Regions from separate parts of the Homo sapiens genome. Here region 2 is linked to region 1. The links are chromatin contacts, found by Hi-C or POLR2A ChIA-PET in ENCODE. All regions are on one chromosome and are shown on one strand. The core of a region is the stretch at or near the end of the contact, and the rest is flanking DNA. Distances in the headings are between cores, read along the strand shown.

Region 1 (5,403 bases), core at 2,852-5,351:
CACTTCTTACTTCACACTTCTTACTGGAGTCTATCTTCTCTCATCTGTAAAATGAATAATAACAGCACCTACTTTATGGGGTCATTGAAATGATTAAATAAAATGGTGCTCTAAAGCGTTCAGCCTGGTTCATTTGCAAGTGGTAGCTGTTGATAAAGGAAGAGTGGTGATATTTTCTGTCTGTGGCAGAAATTGCTGGAGTTGGGCTTGGCAAACCTGAGAGAAGACCATGAAAGTCACCAGGAAGTAAGCACACGAGAGGGACTCTGGAGGAGCAGGCTGTCACCTGAGGGCCCCTTACTTAGTCAGCAGCAGTGATGTAGGAGGCCACATCAGTGTGCACGTGCAGCGCCTGGCACACAGTTGTGCAGTAGGGATCCTCTGCTAGCATCATAAAGCCAGTATTTGCCGTGTAGTGCAGTTGCTGAGATCCTGGTTTCCATGAATTCAAATCCCAGCTCTACCAATGACCAGCTATAGGGCTTTAGGCAAGCTGCTTCGCCTCTCTGTGCCTTAGTTTCCTCATGGGTGAAAGGGGATAACGGTACCTCTATCCAAGGGTCGATGTGAGGATTCACTTAAGTGACATATGTGAGCCCTTAGAACAGCACCTGGCAGCTAGCAAGTGCCGGTTATTACCAAGCTCCAGGCAGGTCCTGGAATTGAGCTCAAAATAAGACACAAGGTCAGTCCCTATGGGCATTTACAGCAGTGGAAGGGGGAGATTTTTAAAAAATCATCATTAGTTACAACTGAGGTACATGCTTTGAAAGTACAGGGTGTTCTGGCCCAGCGCAGTGACTCAAGCCTGTAATCCCAGAACTCTGGGAGGCCAAGGCGGGTGGATCACTTGAGGCCAGGAGTTCCAGACCAGCCTGGCCAACATGGTGAAACCAGTCTCTACTAAAAATACAAAAATTAGATCCACATGGTGGCACACACCTGTAATCCCAGCTACTCCGGAGGCTGAGGCACGAGAATCGCTTGAACCTGGGAGGTGGAGGCTGCAGTGAGCTGAGATCACGCCTCTGCACTCCAGCCTGGGCACAGAGCAAGACTCTGTCTCAGAAGAAGAAGAAGAAAAAAAGTACGGAGTGTTTTGATGAGGACAGGGGTCCTAATGAACTTTGCCTCTTGCTCTGTGGGGGGAGAGGTCCAGGGAATTGTGGGAAAATGTAACTGTTTCTCAGGAACCACTATCAAGGACAGACTTTTCTAGAAGGACGTGGGGGAGTTCCTAGAAAAGGAGGCAGGGGAAGTGGAGGAGCTGGGTTCAGAAAGGCCTGGAAACAGGGTGTAGCCTGGCAGGAAGGGTGCAGGCCTCCAGGTACCCTCCCTCAGCAGGAATCAGTATCAACCGTTTTTGTCCTTGTTGAAGATTCTAATTCCAGGACCAGGGCACTAGGCTAGTCTCAAGTAGTCTATGGGAGGAGCAGGCATCTTGATGGACATCTCCTGAGACTGAATCTCAGGAGAGGCCAATCAGGCCCAGCAACAGCAGCCCCTGTGGACAGTTGGGCCAGGGGTTCTTAGCTTTTTTGTGTCATAGACACCTTCTTAGAATAGTGTGTTTCTTTCTTTCTTTTTTTTCTTTTTTTTGTTGTTGTTGTTGTTTTGGTGGGGAGTGGGGAGATGGAGTCTCACTCTGCTGCCCAGACTGGAGTGCCATGGTGCAATCTCGGCTCACTGCAGACTCTGCCCCCCGGGTTCAAGAGGTTCTCCTCCCTCAACCTCCCAAGTAGCTGGGATTACAGGCGTGCACCACCATGCCGGGCTAAGTTTTGTATTTTTTTGGTAGAGATGGGGTTTCGCCATGTTGGCCAGACTGGTCTTCAACTCCTGAGCTCAGGCAATCCATCCACCTCAGCCTCCCAAAGTGCTGGGATTACAGGCGTGAGCCACTGAACCTGGCCTAGAGTAGTGTTTCTGTTTTTAATTTTTTTCTGTGAAATATGTTTTATTAATTTTTATTTCAATAGGGGTACAGGCAGTTTTTGGTTATATGGAAGAATAGTGTTTTTAAGCACATAAAACATGAAGGATTACAAAGGACACCAAAGGTATTCAAATATTAGGACAAATAGGTAAACTTATTAACTAACAGGATCTAGTGGCAGTCTAGTAACCCCTGTTATTTTGAAGTACAGATAAGTGCAAACAAATTTTGAAAAATGTGCAGCACTTGTAATGCGTTATGAAAATATCTGTGGTTGCTGGAGGGGACAAAGTCACAGGCACTGTTAATACCACTGTGGCTGACAGCCTATGCTCATAATTGGAGGAAATGCCAAGTATCAGTAGGCGGTTAGAAGAAACAAGATGAAAATGTTTTCCCCATTCAGGGACTCCCTGATTTAAGCTGAGAGCCTCTCCTTCCAGTATTTTGTAAAAGTCAACAGTTATGTGAAAAAAAAAAAAAAAACAGATGAATTTCTGATTGATTGTATTTTTTTGGCAAAACAAAAAAATCACAAACATTAAAACATTGTGTATATTAAGTACATCTAGAAAAGTGTATGCAAAATATTTCATATTTAAATAGAAGGGACCAGGGCTCAATGCTGCTTGGCCCGGGGCTTCTCTCTACCTCTCCACGTGGCGGGAGCAGGTGAGGGTCGGCATCAGCCCGCAGGGCCGGCGGAGGATTGTTTCCCTGCACCCCACTCCTTAAAAACGCGAAAGTCAACTTCTGTAGTCCGTTCACGGTGTCCTGGGATCCACGCTGGACGGTGGCGGCCGACTTTCAGCTTGACCTGAATTTTATTCCTAATCAGCTGTGTGATCTCGGTTGGTCCCAAACGTCTCTGAGCCTCCCTTTCATCTGTGCAGCTGGGCCTCCAGACCCCAACCCCCAGGCGGTGCTTAATCACGTAGACCTTATTCTGCGTGCACTTTACCACAGTTCACCAACCACCGAGCGCTGAGAGCTGTTGAAGCACCTGGAGCAACACAAGACGGATGCGGAGACTGGAAACAGCTGGGGAAGGGGACAAGCTCCAGCCGCGCTGTGGGCCGGAGGCTAGCATCTGCGGGCAAATTCAGGTTCAACGGAAGGCAACATTTTTACCCCTCAGAATTGCTCTGGACGAGGAGGCAGCACCGGATGGGCGAGGGAGGGAGCCTCGCTTTGGCTGCGAGCCCCAACTCTTGCCAACCATCAATTGAGTATAAATTGAGATTTCTGTACAGGATGCCCCTCCCTCTCCACTTTCCTCCACCTGCGTCGGGGTGCGAGAGACCTGGTACATTTTAGAAATGTGCCTCCGCTGAGACACGTAGGCGGGCAATCTCGCAGGGACTTGCTGGGCGTGGTTACTTCCGCGGATCTTGGCGTTCCCACATCTTTGAAGTGCGGTGGGAATCGGCGGCGACTACGTTCACATTGTCCCAATACTTCGTTCCTGAGGGAGGAATAAACTAAAAGTTAATCATAACCTCCCTTCGACCGCGGCAGGACTCGAACCTGCAATCTTCTGATCCGAAGTCAGACGCCTTATCCATTAGGCCACGCGGCCCGTCGGTTGTTACCGTCTCTTGAGCAACTTATAAAAACGTCACCTCCGCCCACCAGCTAGCTCGGGACCAATCCACCTGCTCCTTGAGAAGGGGAGGTTGGCCTTTGGTTCGCGCGTTCCGCAGGGAGAGCCCACCCAGAAGTCCCCCTTCTCCCCCCGCGGGCGGACCGCTCCATTGGCGGCCCTCCTATTGGTCGCGCTGGGAGTCTCCCGCTTGCCTCTCGGGTAGCCGCGGGACCTAGCTGGGTGCAGACGGGAAGTTGCGGCTGCCAGCGAAGCGGACCGGCCGGGTGGAGGCCACACGCTACCCCGAGGCTGCGTAGGCCGCGCGAAGGGGGACGCCGTGCCGTGGGCCTGGGGTCGGGGGAGCAGCAGACCGGGAAGCACCGTGAGGACCGAGGTTTCCGGCGGGGTCGGCGGCGGGGAGGCCGGGTCGCTGAGCGACGGCGCGGCCCCTCCCTCTCCAGTCAGGGAGCGAGGCCCGGAGCAGGGCGGCGGCTAGTCCCAGGGCGCACCGCGGCGCCTCTGCCGGGCGCAGGCGGGCGGCGGGGCGCACGGGGGTGGCCGCCGACTCCTCCTGCAGGACGCTCTCGGCCGGGTGGGCCGTGGTCCGGGTGTGGGTGTGGGTCCCGGGGGACGGCGGCCCACCCTGCGGGTTCGAATCCGGGCGCTGGCACCTCTCGACGCTAGGCCCGCGCCGGTCGCGGTAATGGCAGCCACCATTTGCCGAGCGCTTGCCAAGAGCAGGGCCGCACGACATAGGCGCCCTGTGTCCCCCAGACAGCAGCCCGGTGTGACAGGCAGAATCCGTAATCCCATTTTACAGAATAGGATATCAGGGCCTAAGGAGCTTTGCCCAAGGTCACACAGCTCGAGAGAGCCAGAAGCGGGGTTCAAAACCGCGTCGCCCTACTCCAGATACTGCTCTCTTACTCGCTGCCCTCGGCTTCCCCACGTGGGTTCACTGACGAAGTTGCGTGGACCCCGGTTCCCCCAGGAGGGGTATTGACGTTTCCCAAGTTTTGAGGCTTAACGGAAAATGCAACTGAAGCGCCTGGCACAGTGTTGGGGACGCAGTAAATGCTCAAGGAATGATGATTATGGATACACCTATTACATATATGGTAAAATAACGCTTTATATCATCTGTCTCCTTTAGGATTTGGGGTGGAAGGCAGGCATGGTCAAACCCATTTCACTGACAGGAGAGCAGAGACAGGACGTGTCTCTCTCCACGTCTTCCAGCCAGTAAAAGAAGCCAAGCTGGAGCCCAAAGCCAGGTGTTCTGACTCCCAGCGTGGGGGTCCCTGCACCAACCATGAGCCGCCTGCTCTGGAGGAAGGTGGCCGGCGCCACCGTCGGGCCAGGGCCGGTTCCAGCTCCGGGGCGCTGGGTCTCCAGCTCCGTCCCCGCGTCCGACCCCAGCGACGGGCAGCGGCGGCGGCAGCAGCAGCAGCAGCAGCAGCAGCAGCAGCAACAGCAGCCTCAGCAGCCGCAAGTGCTATCCTCGGAGGGCGGGCAGCTGCGGCACAACCCATTGGACATCCAGATGCTCTCGAGAGGGCTGCACGAGCAAATCTTCGGGCAAGGAGGGGAGATGCCTGGCGAGGCCGCGGTGCGCCGCAGCGTCGAGCACCTGCAGAAGCACGGGCTCTGGGGGCAGCCAGCCGTGCCCTTGCCCGACGTGGAGCTGCGCCTGCCGCCCCTCTACGGGGACAACCTGGACCAGCACTTCCGCCTCCTGGCCCAGAAGCAGAGCCTGCCCTACCTGGAGGCGGCCAACTTGCTGTTGCAGGCCCAGCTGCCCCCGAAGCCCCCGGCTTGGGCCTGGGCGGAGGGCTGGACCCGGTACGGCCCCGAGGGGGAGGCCGTACCCGTGGCCATCCCC
Region 2 (5,727 bases), core at 1,084-3,583, 130 kb after region 1:
ACTCAAACCCGAATGGGATGCTGGGGTCGTCCCTAAGGTCAGCAGGGCTGGGGCCTTAGCCCAGGGACCCCGTCTGATAAGAAAACCAAGTGGCTTTCTGAGGAAGAAGCCATAGGGGTTGGGAATCCCGCGAGCCGGCTCTGAATGTGTGCTCGCGCCGCCCCCTGCTGGCCGTGCCCTGACACTGCCCCTCCAGGGACAAGCTGGGCAGGAGGGTTAGCTGGGTGGGCTGGGCCAGACCTTGCCTGAGAAGGTGGTGCCGCTTTTGGGAAAACGTGTCTGAAGACTACCAATGTTAAAATCTGACGTGCTCAGCTTCACAAAATCCCAGCTGCCTGTGTGTGTGATTCCTACAAATGGCCCCCACATTATTGGAGAGAGACAATAAAATACTCTTTTGAAGGCCACCAGCTATGGGAAGGGGGACAACAAAACGTGAATTTTATGACAACCATTTGGTGCCCATAACAACTTCCTTTCTGGGGATATCTGATTTTTTTTTTTGTTTGTTTGTTTGTTTGTTTTTTTTTTTTTTTTTTTTTTTGAGACGGAGTTTCGCTTTTGTTGCCCAGGCTGGAGTGCAATGGTGAGATCTCAGTTTACCGCAACCTGCACTTCCCGAGTTCAAGCGATACTCCTGCCTCAGCCTCCTGAGTAGCTGGGATTACAGGCATGCGCCACCACGCCCAGATAATTTTGTATTTTTAGTAGAGACAGGGTTTCTCCGCATTGGTCAGGCTGGTCTTGAACTCCTGACCTTAGGTTAGCCTCCCGCCTTGGCCTCCCGAAGTGCTGGGATTACAGGCATGCGCCACCGCACCCGACACTTTCTGGGGACATCTGGGATAAGGCAGGGATTCTGCCTCATCAAAGTAATTTGAGGGTTGGAAGGTTGCAGCAGTGCATTTCTGCCATGCTAATGTGGACGTTGGGAGAATGGAGACAGCAGAGTCTGGAGGCAATTCATCAAGCTGTGGGTGGAGGTCTCAGGAAGGAAGCGGGCACCAGCTTCAGAGAGCCTCTCAATGAGATTGGCCACTGCCTCGGGTTTACCCAGGGGAAAGTGGAGGAGGTTAGTGCTGCCTGGGGGCCTGGCAAAGCCTTACTAGAAGAGGTATACCTTTCTCTTAACTCAAGCTAGCAGGAAAAGAGGTGAAGTGGACTACTGCTGATCCCCCCCCCCCTTTTTTTTTTTTCTTTTTCTTCTCTTTTTTTGAGACAGAGTCTCACTCTGTCACCCAGGCTGGAGTGCAGTGGTGTGATCTCGGCTCACTGCAACCTCTGCCTCCCAGCTTCAAGCGATTCTCCTGCCTCAGCCTCCCGAGTAGCTCGGATTACAGGTGCATGCCACCACACTCGGCCAATTTTTGTATTTTTAGTAGAGACAGGGCTTCACTATGTTGGCCAGGCTGGTCTCGAACTCCTGACCTTAGGTGATCTTCCCACCTCGGCCTCCCAAAGTGCTGGAATTACAGGCATGAGCCACCATGCCTGGCCTCTGATCCCACTTTCGGTTAGGGGTTTGGCTCTGGAGTTGAGGAAGCTCAGAATTGTCAAATCTGGAAGCTTGTGGGATCTCCTGGAGCCTCACTACTCAAAGGGCGGTCCAAGGAGGGCTGGACCTTGGAGCTCCCCATGGGAGCCACATCTCAGACATGCTGCATCAGAATCTGCATTTTTAACAAGACCCCCAGAGGATTGCACATTAAACAACCAATCAGGCCAGGCACAGCAGCTCACACCTGTAATCCCAGCACTTTGGGAGGCTGAGGCGGGAGGATTGCTTAAGGCCAGGAGTTCAATACCAGCCTGGGCAACACAGCAAGACCCTGTTTCTACAAAAAAAAAAAAAAAAAAGGAAAAATCAGCCAAATGCAGTGTAGTTTTAGCTACTAAAGAGGCTGAGGCAGGAGGATCTCGAGTCTGGGAGTTCGAGGCTGCCTGAGCCATGATCACACTACTGCTCTCCTATTAATAATGGGCAACAGAGTGAGACCCTGTCAGAGAGGAGAGAGAGAGAGAGAGAGAGAGAGAGAGAGAGAGAGAGAGAGAGAGAGAGAAGGCAATCAATGCTTACAAAACCGTGGTTGTCTACCTCCCAGCAGGTGGCTCAAATGTGCACTGCTTTAAACCCTGTATGTTGACATATGGAGGTGAGGATATGGAGGAACCCCCACTCTAGTAAGTATTCATATCTGTGGGTTTAAAGGCAAACCTTGCATGTGAGCAGAGAACAGAGAAGAAGGCTGCAGGAGCCCTGTGGGAAGACTGCAGCTGACAGGCTAAATGTCCCAGAATAAGCAAGTTCCACTGTGGGGCTGTGCCCGGAAGTCGCCTTGCCAGTAGGCAGGACATGTATACACCTTGATTTCTCAAGGTGCCCACATATGAAGGAAAAGACAAGGATTAGAGTTTGATGGTGCACACAACGTGGCTCGTCAGCACTTCTGAGCCCAGGAATGTTTTTGGAAACTATAACCAGGACGGGCTCTGCTTTCCTCGCAGCCCATCAGTTAGACGCTTTGATGTGGAGCTGGACCATGTCAGACACTTTGCTTGTAGTTTCTACCTTGGAGATGATGTATGAGTGGGAACAAAACAGATCAAGCCAAACCACTGTCCAAAGTAACATCAGCACTCTGAAAAATATCATCTGAACCTCTCAATTATCCTGAGGTAGGCATTCTTAGTATAATTATTCCCATAGGTAAATTAAATAAATAAATAAATAAATAAATAAATAACAATCCGAGGTTAAATCCTGCTTAGGATCAAAGAGCTAGAAATGGCGAGGATGGGACCCTGACCCAGCAACTCTGGCTCCAAATCTCTCTGGCTCTGTTGTTACTCGTGCTTTGTCTCCAGTGTTTGTTTCACTTATTTCTGGGGATGGGAGAGGTGCAGGCAGAAGGGAGAAGAAACAATGAAATGAGAATTTCATATATTTCAGGTTAATTTCACCAACTATCATCAGATGAGGAGGAAATGACTTTAAGAGGAAACCAGTCTTCAGCAGAGATGCTGGGGTAAATGTGGTAGATAGCATGACTCAAAAGGAAGGTGTGGGTGACACAAAGCCACATGGAGAGAGGTATTTAATTTTATCCCCTTTGGGGAGGGGTTCACCAGTTCGAGGCCAAATTGCCCGTCATGTCTTTCAACCACTCTGATATATGGTAGCACTTTCATGTAACTCCCTCTAAAGACACCCAAGAGAGAAGTGAGGAGGGGAGGCTGTCATATGAAGGGCCATCCAGTAAGGTGTTTGATCCTCACCAAGGGAAAGTACTCCCTATAGGACTAGAGCAGAGAGGCCAGTTAATGAAAGGTAAAATAAAAAGTAGCATGACTGGGGCAGTGAGTGAGGTGTCACTGAACACAAATGCTGTATGGCTGCCTCAGGAGAGGGCAGCTATGTGTGCTACTGGTCCTGCCTGACCACATTGGCATGCAGCTGGCACTGACCTCCCCAATGCCCTGGACCTGAAATCTCTTCCATGTAGTCTTTTCATAGGTAGTATTCTTTGCAAGTTGGTTTTCTTGGGCCAAAATAGTCTGGCTATATTGTGGGGGATATGAATCGAGGGAAAGCTTGCTGACCAGAGAGGGAAGAATTTTGAAATTTGCCACTAGGCATTTTTAGGTTTTGTTAATGCACAACTTCTAAAGCTAACACTCCCCACCCTGCCTAACTTGACGAAGGTTTTGTGTGGCCAAGGAGGGAAGGGAGCTGTGTGTCTCTTGGGGGTGGTAGAACCCTCCTGGCTGAGCCAGTGCTTGGTCCTGGGAGACCCTTAGCTTGGGTTCAGACAGATTCAAAGAAGAAAACACCACCAGCACCCAACCAACCCAATATAATCTTGACTTAGGAAATGTTCACTTAGTCTTTTTTTTTTTTTTTTGAGATGAAGTTTCACTCTTGTGCCCAGGCTGGAGTACAGTGGCGTGATCTCGGCTCACCACAACCACCACCTCCAGGGTTCAAGTGATTCTCCCGCCTCAGCCTACTGAGTAGCTGGGATTACAGGTATGCGCCACCACGCTCAGCTAATTTTGTATTTTTAGTAGAGAGAGGGTTTCTCCATGTTGGTCAGGCTGGTCTCGAACTCCCGACCTCAGGTGATCCACCCGCCTCGGCCTCCCAAAGTGCTGGGATTACAGGCGTGAGGCACCACACCCGGCCTCACCTGTTCTTTTCAAAGAACATTATTGGAAAAGCATACAAATCACACACGGCAAGCACCATTTACACCTTGCCTTGTATTTTGTCTTCATGATCCACTTTAAGAAGTGATTAAAACACTGAGGCTGGGCATGGTGGCTTACAACTGTAATCCCAACACTTTGGTAGGCCAAGGCAGGAGGACTACTTGAACTCAAGTTTGAGACCAGCCTGGGCAACATAGCAAAAAACTAAAAACTAAACAATTAGCCAGGTGCAGTGGCAAGTCCCTGTAGTCCCAGCTACTCGGTAGGCTGAGGCAGGAGGACTGCTTGAGCCCAAGAGGTCAAGGCTGCAGTGAGCTGTGATCATGCCACTGCACTCCAGCCTGGGCCACAGAGCAAGAACCTCTCTCTAAAAAATTAAAAAAGTAGAAAAGAGATACTTCACTTATTTTAGTTCTTGGCTTTCTTGCCCGGAGAAGATGGGGTTGTGAAGACACTTGTGGCCTGGTCAAGGTTTTGGTATTTGTTTGCAAGGATGGACTAACATCAATTGTGGTGCAAAAATGGGGTTTTGTGTATTTCCATTAATCTCATACTTTGGTGAAGACACAGGAAGAATCCTTTCAGATGGAAAACTGGCACTATACAAAGGACACATAGCCACACCACATTTTTAGTCTTTATTTTTTAGGTAAATTCCATTGAATCAAATATAACAAAATTACAGTTTTTGTTTGTAATGATCTTTGTTCACCACCACACAATCATAGTAGAATCAAAAGTAATATGAGAACATAAAATGATCAAGGACATCAATGTTTAGTATAATTTCTTAATAAAGGTAAATATCCCCATATTTAGAAAAAATTGCATTGCTAGTTGCAAATCTTAAACACCTCAGTGCTGAAGGATCCTGTATTTCCCCCCAAAGATCCAGCAGCACGGAGGCTTTCAGAACACAAACTCAAAAATATAGTATTTTCGGGGCAGCATTTTAAGTTTCAGAAAACCCAAACAAAACAAAACAAAATCAGAATCAGGAATGTGAAAGTGATGGTGCTCTAAAAATCAATCTGGAAGCAGATCTGCCAACATAAGAATGTGGTTGAACAGAGTCTAACCAGGAAAAGGAGAGATGCGAACTCGCTCCCCCTCCCCTCTCGCCATCGTCCCCCGCCCCCAGCGAGCAAGCCGCCCCCTGCTCTGCGCTGTCTCTCCAATGGCGTCTGCCTCCGGGGCCACGGCGAAGCACGAGCAGATCCTGGTCCTCGACCCGCCCATAGACCTCAAATTCAAAGGCCCCTTCACAGATGTAGTCACTACAAATCTTAAATTGCGAAATCCATCGGATAGAAAAGTGTGTTTCAAAGTGAAGACTACCGTGCCTCACCGGTACTGTGTGAGGCCCAACAGTGGAATTATTGACCCAGGGTCAACTGTGACTGTTTCAGTAATGCTACAGCCCTTTGACTATGATCCGAATGAAAAGAGTAAACACAAGTTTATGGTACAATTTTTGCTCCACTAAACACTTCAGATATGGAAGCTGTGTGGAATGAG

What was found. Hi-C counts contacts between places; a loop is a spot of excess contacts on that map. ChIA-PET counts read pairs that join two places held with the same protein, here RNA polymerase II (POLR2A). Pooled maps may share reads with other maps.
Region 2: a map of IMR-90 shows a loop between it and region 1 (15-fold over the local background). The contact joins the enhancer-like site here to the promoter of POLG-DT in region 1. A Hi-C loop is called at or near these places in 11 of 168 maps with a recorded cell type or tissue (CD4-positive, alpha-beta memory T cell, GM12878, IMR-90 and 7 more), 7 of 37 single-sample maps with no recorded cell type and 21 of 50 pooled maps. POLR2A ChIA-PET finds 5 or more read pairs at or near these places in 7 of 52 experiments (AG04450, Caco-2, H1 and 4 more).

The regions. Positions count from the first base shown.
Region 1 is chr15:89,333,185-89,338,587 of GRCh38, reverse strand. It overlaps POLG-DT (POLG divergent transcript), which reads right to left and starts at 4,101. Exons shown (of 2, transcript NR_186332.1): 1 at 3,734-4,101; 2 at 2,427-3,401. It overlaps POLG (DNA polymerase gamma, catalytic subunit), which reads left to right and starts at 3,764. Exons shown (of 23, transcript NM_002693.3): 1 at 3,764-3,915; 2 at 4,675-5,403. The coding sequence starts at 4,834. POLGARF (POLG alternative reading frame) reads left to right here and starts at 4,779. Exons shown (of 2, transcript NM_001430120.1): 1 at 4,779-5,403. The coding sequence starts at 4,779. TRR-TCG1-1 (tRNA-Arg (anticodon TCG) 1-1) reads right to left here and starts at 3,515; the gene lies at 3,443-3,515. RefSeq lists silencers at 1,579-1,748, 3,706-4,305 and enhancers at 2,556-2,605, 2,946-3,015, 3,026-3,125, 3,995-4,496.
Region 2 is chr15:89,201,462-89,207,188 of GRCh38, reverse strand. It overlaps ABHD2 (abhydrolase domain containing 2, acylglycerol lipase), which reads right to left. Exons shown (of 11, transcript NM_152924.5): 11 at 4,834-5,727. It also overlaps the pseudogene LOC124903574. Among named protein-coding and RNA genes, the nearest start is that of RLBP1, 17 kb to the left of the region's middle. Within about 2 kb of position 2,333, at least 3 of the 41 ENCODE cell types and tissues checked have a DNase peak (open chromatin) inside an H3K27ac peak, as active enhancers do.